Regions from separate parts of the Homo sapiens genome. Here region 2 is linked to region 1. A link is an interaction called in ENCODE POLR2A ChIA-PET data of the cell type or tissue named here. Cell type or tissue: GM12878. All regions are shown on one strand. Each heading gives the region's core, and the rest is flanking DNA. Links, peaks and the distances in the headings are about the cores only. Region 1 overlaps MFAP1 (microfibril associated protein 1). Region 2 overlaps GOLM2 (golgi membrane protein 2).

The links. ChIA-PET counts read pairs that join two places held together with the same protein. Peaks named below come from ENCODE experiments on the same cell type or tissue, not always from the same donor. Only the 100,000 strongest peaks of a DNase experiment are listed, where the experiment ranks them.
Region 2: POLR2A ChIA-PET joins it to region 1 with 10 read pairs; 7 of 35 experiments call an interaction of 5 or more read pairs at or near these places.

Annotation. Positions count from the first base shown.
Region 1 is chr15:43,807,948-43,810,867 of GRCh38, forward strand. It overlaps MFAP1 (microfibril associated protein 1), which reads right to left. Exons shown (of 9, transcript NM_005926.3): 7 at 1,808-1,967. Among named protein-coding and RNA genes, the nearest start is that of HYPK, 8.8 kb to the left of the region's middle. RefSeq lists enhancers at 1,540-1,589, 1,650-1,709. In GM12878, for the core only: no CTCF peak of the experiment used is centred there; DNase peaks (open chromatin) are centred at 1,193 and 1,418; H3K4me3 peaks cover 403 bases; H3K27ac peaks cover 2,110 bases.
Region 2 is chr15:44,289,727-44,292,646 of GRCh38, forward strand. The region is part of intron 1 of GOLM2 (golgi membrane protein 2); the gene reads left to right. Among named protein-coding and RNA genes, the nearest start is that of GOLM2, 2.5 kb to the left of the region's middle. In GM12878, for the core only: no CTCF peak of the experiment used is centred there; no DNase peak of the experiment used is centred there; H3K4me3 peaks cover 2,065 bases.

The DNA of each region.
Region 1 (2,920 bases), core at 201-2,700:
AGACCAGCCTGGGCTACATAGCAAAACCCATCTCTACAAAATAGAAATTAGGTGTGGTGGCACACACCTGTAGTCCCAATTACTCAGGAGGCTGAGGCAGGAGGACTGCTTGAGCCCAGGAGAATGAGGCAGCAGTGAGCCATGACTGCACCACTGCACTCTAGCCTGAGTGATAATATTACAATGCTGTGATACATATTTATAAACACATATGCTGAAGGAATTAAAAATAGCACTATCTTGTTTAAGAAAGACTTTTTAAAAACAATTTATTTTGAGACAAAGTCTTGGTCAGCCACCCAGGCTGCAGTGCAGTGGCACGATCACGGCTGACTGCAGCCTCAACCTCTCGGGCTGAAGCAATCCTTCCACCTCAGCCCCTTGATAGGTGACACTACAGGCACGGACCACCACGCCTAATTTTTGTATTTTTTGTAGAGATGGGGTTTTGCCATGTTGCCCGGGCTGAACTCCTGGGCTCAACTGATCTGCTGGCCTTGCCTCCCAAAATGTTAAGATTACAGGCATTAGCCAATGTACCTGGCCCACCAAAGGACTTTCACATACACTTTTCTTATGTATCTTAACTAGCAATGAACTGCTTCTCTAAGAAACTTGATTATTAAAGCTGCGAACTGCTTAAGCAAACAAACTTTATGACCGAAGCAGTACAAGAAGTAGTTCATAATCTCCACTGAATAGTAAGCTACATCTGCTGGAAAACTACCTAAGTAAACACTTCCTGCTAATCAGATAGACCTGAAACTGATTTTGGAGGGTGGCAGGGAAGCCGCCACTGAAGTTTTAACAGCATCTGCAGTGAAAGGCAGGAATTTAGTTGCAGTGGGGATATTTAGAATTTGCCACACGGCACTTGAAAAAGCTAGTCTAGTTTTTGGTGCAAACTGCTTTAACATTAGGAAATAAACCATACAGGGTTAACAGATTGCTATTTTGATCTTAGTCTTTATATGAAAAACAAAGATGACGGCATTCCATCTAATGGTTAGATAATAAACCATTTTTTTTGGTTAGTTACTCTTGGGTACTGTCAGTTCAGAATGAAGTGAACTAACTTTCTGCCACCCAAAAGTGAATTAATGTAAAGCTATTTGCAGAGTTTGGTTTTCACATAACCAAAACTTCTCATTCAGCTATGAAAGAATGACAACTATGTCATGTGGAGGACCTAATTAGTCCACTATCTGTACAGATCACTTCTCTATTTCATTTCCTCAATTTATCTAAGGCTGGGGATGATGGCTCATGCCTGTATTCCTAATACTTTGGGAGGCTGAGGTGGGAGGATTGCTTGAGGCCAGAAGGTCAACACCAGCCTGGGCAACATAGTGAAACCTGGTCTTTACGAAAAATTAAAAAAAAAATAACCAAAAAAAAAAAAAAAGCCAGGCATGGTTGTTGCATGCCTGTAGTCCCAGCTACTCTGGAGGCTGAAGCAGGTGTAAAGCGCAGGACGTCAAGGTTGCAGTGAACTATAATCGCACCACCGTACCCCAGCCTGGGTGACAGCGAGACTCTGTCTCTTAAAAAAAAAAAAAAAGTCTATTACATCATTTCCTATTTTTGAGAGTTGGGGCCAAAAGAGAGAACAGTTGATGCTACTTCTGTCATCCAATTGCTGATGCTTTTCTCTGAGTTTATATTGTTCAGAAGGAAAAAGCAAATGAGAAAGCTGACCACTGGCAAGTGGAAATTACATTCCAGAATATTCTTGAAGAGAAAAATAATTCAAAGTTTCTGAGTTATTCCTACTGCCCAATTTTCTGACTCTCTTTTCACTTCTTACCATGAAGAAGGCACCCCGGTGATAATACTTCTGTAAGAACTTGTATTTGCCCTTAACAGCTTTGTTGGTAATGACTTTGCCGTTTGCCCGAAGTTCAGCTCTCCTCTCTTCCTCAGTCAGGTTTCGCATGCGTTCAATTTCTGCTTTCTCCTTCTCAAGCCTGTCCAGGGAGCAAAACAATTTATTGGTACTGTTACAGCTTCAGAAAGACCAAATTATCTGAAAATAACAGTCCCATGTCATTTCAAGTATTAGTCACCTTCTTTAATTCTAGTCATTGCCTATTAGGAATCAAGATAAGGAGCTCAATAAACAAATGGGTGAGTTAGTCTTCATTATGTTTGCTAGACTAGGTATTGCCAACTTTCAAAAGTTGATTCTAGCCCTTCTGACGTTCAGACATACTATTACTGCTGGGTTTTCCAACATTACAAATTCTCTTTCCCTAAAAGGTCTTCTTAGCTTTAAAAAAAAAAAAAAATCAGTGAATTTAAAATAAGTGTCTGAGGCTTTGCTGGTATTCCTTTATGTAAGTGTATCATAATCATATAGGTGCTTGCATGTCATAAACCAAAGATTACCATCATTAATTAGATTGCAGTAACTTTTTTTTTTTTTTTTCTTTTTGGTGAGATGGAGTCTTGCTCTGTCGCCCAGGCTGGAGTGCAGTGGTGTGATCTTGGCTCACTGCAAGCTCCGCCTCCTGGGTTCATGCCATTCTCCTGCCTCAGCCTCCCGATTAGCTGGGACTACAGGTGCCCGCCACCATGCCCAGCTAATCTTTTTGAATTTTTAGTAGAGACGGGGTTTCACCGTGTTAGCCAGGATGGTCTCAATCTCCTGACCTCGTGATCCGCCCGCCTTGGCCTTCCAAAGTGTTGGGATTATAGGCGTGAGCCACTGCGCCCAGCCAGATTGCAGTAACTTTTTAGCCAGTGTTGGGGAGAGGGAGTGATATCCCTTGTCTCCAAATAAAATGCATACATACACACAATTTTGTGTACAATTTTATATTTTTTTGAGATGGAATCTTGCTCTGTTGCCCAGGCTGGAGTGCAGTGGCATGATCTTGGCTCACTGCAACCTCTGCCTCCCAGGTTCAAGCTATTCTCC
Region 2 (2,920 bases), core at 323-2,822, 480 kb after region 1:
TATTCCGTGCACACTGATCAATATTAATTTCGTTATTTAAAGAACGAAGCCGCCTCTGACTCCTCTACTTATGGTAGTCATCATATATTTTTTAAGCTGTGTGACTTTTAAAATCTCTATAGGGTGATGTATTGAATAACTAAATAATCAGCTATGACTGCCTTTTTGTGATCAAAATGTTATGATAGATGGGCCCTCGAGCTATATGTGAGACACACTTGTGTCTTGGACATAGTTGATCCATCATTATCTACTCAATTTGAATTGTTAATGAAATCAGCCAAAAGATTAGAATCTGAAAATAAATTTTAAGCAGTGGAATGTCATGTCAGTGTCTTCATTGAAAGAAAATAGAATGAAATTTTGTATAGCTAAGTTGCTATTAGGGTTGGTGTTTTATGCAGATGGAAAACTATACAAAGTTTTAAATATAAAAAGTTTAAAATTGAACTGTAATCATACTTGCTACTAAATAATCCTTGTTTTCATTAGCTCATTGGTAACTATATTAATAGTTTATGACTTAGCAACTTCTGTAGGTATAGTAGAGTTATGAAAATTTCTGGGCAGGATAGTAGATGCCTTTCTATACACTTCTTTGGTAATCTTCACATTTTTGTGTGTAAATGCCCATTATAATTACAAGTTTTACTTTGCATATCAAAATCACTTAAGGGTAAGTCATTATGAATTAAACTGTCTGTGAGCTTCTAACTTTCCTGTTGACAGCCTCTACCTGGCTTTCTTATTTCATGAAGATTAAGGCCCTCAGCTAAGTGCTTCCCTATAACCCCCTCCTCTTCACCATAACATAGACATGCTATGATAGGGTCAAGGAATCAGTACATTTATATGTGCGCTGCATGCTTAACTCTAAAGACTGAAAAACTCTCGGGCAGAGTAGGTAGAAATCCATGAAAGTTTGGAGTATTAAAGTAAGGTCTTCCTACTTGGCATGGTTGAGCATTACAATTCACATTCTTCTCTCTGGTCTCAAAGGAAAGTCTCTTGTTGTAATTAATACTCTTGATTCCATTCTTTCATCCATTGGACTTTTTGTTGTTGTCGTTGTTGTTGTTGTTGTTGTTTTTTGAGACGGAGTTTTGTTTTTGTTGCCCAGGCAGGAGTGCAATGGCGTGATCTCAGCTCACTGCAACCTCCGCCCCCCCGGGGTTCAAGCAATTCTCCTGCTTCAGCCTCCTGAGTAGCTGGGATTACAGGCATGCACCACCACGCCTGGCTAATTTTGTATTTTTAGTAGAGAAGGGGTTTCTCAATGTTGGTCAGGCTGGTCTTGAACTACCAACCTCAGGTGATCCGCCCGCCTCAGCCTCCCAAAGTGCTGGGATTACAGGTGTGAGCCACCATGCCCAGCCTCTTTTTTTTTTTTTTTTTTTAAAGAGACAGGGTCTCATTGTGTTGCCCAGGCTGGAGTGCAGTAGCTGTTACACAGGCATGATGCACTATAGCATTGAAATCCTGAGCTCAAGTGATCCTCCTGCTTCAGCCTCTGAGTAGCTGGGACTGCAGGTGTGCACCACCTTGCCCAGCTCTACTGAACTGTCTCTTTCAGTTTGTTTCACTTTTTACCTTCAACAGTATGTGGGTGTCCCCTGTTCTCAGTAAAGGAAAAAAAATCTGTATATTCCTTTCTCCCAACCAACCCATTTGTTTTTTCACTTTCATTGCTAAAGTCAAATTATTGATGGTCTACAAATGTTCCATCTACCTATTTTTTCATAACCATCCTAATCTTAAAATGTCTGCCATCTTTCTTTCCTCCCCTTTTTTGAAACTATTCTCTTGAAGGTCACAAATGGCAGTCTTCCTAGTCAAAACCAAAGAATATTTTTATTCTTACTGTATTTGACCTCCCAGTAGTTTGATCCTGTTGATTGTCTCTAGCTATTTGGAAACTATTTTCTTTCTTGCTTCTGTTATACTGGACTCTCCAGTCTTATCTTCTTCACTATATTCTTTGCTGGATTTATTTTTTCTTTCCAGTCACCTAGTAAGGGACTCTGTTATTGAGCCTTTGCTCTCCCATAAGAGCAGTATTCCCCAAAGTAGTGTTAAACAGAATACCCTTCTTGTAATATTTCTTAGGTGGTGAGGAGAAAAAAATGAAAACCTTTTTTGGAGGGAAATGTTAGTGTATCCTCCTCTTGGAATTCATAATGCCTGCTGGAATATAAAAGCTCTGAGAAATCCATTAATAAAGAAGGCTATTCAATTTTGTTTAACTCAGTCTTGTTTAGTTTATTTGATCACAGGTTACTATTTTCATGGCCTACCTATTATGGCACAGAATAATATAGCAAAGCCCACTAGTTTGGGAAATATTGCCCTGGGTATCTTAACTACTTTTAAGTGTTTGGCTAATATTTTATGCAGCTGGCTCACAAGACTGTATCTCTTATTGAATGTCAGTTCTGTGTGTGTATATGTGTATACATACATATATATATATATATATTTTTTTTTTTTTTTAGACAGAGTCTCGCTCGGTTAAGCAGGCTGGAGTACAGTGGTGTGATCTCGGCTCACTGCAAGCTCCGCCTCCTGGGTTCACGCCATTCTCTGCTTCAGCCTCCTGAGTAGCTGGGACTACAGGCGCCCACCTCCATGCCCGGCTAATTTTTTGTATTTTTAGTAGAGATGGGGTTTCACCATGTTAGCCAAGATGGTCTCGATCTCCTGACCTCGTGATCCACCAGCCTTGGCCTCCCAAAGTGCTGAGATTACAGGCGTGAGCCACCGCACCCGGCTAGTTCTGTATATTTTTAAAAGTTTTTTCTTTTTTTAGTTTTGTAGAGATAGGGTGTTGCTATGTTGCCCAGGCTGCTTTCAAACTCCTGGCTCCAAGTGATCTTGCCTTGGGCTCACAAAGTGCTGGGATTCTAGGTGTGTGCCACAGCAC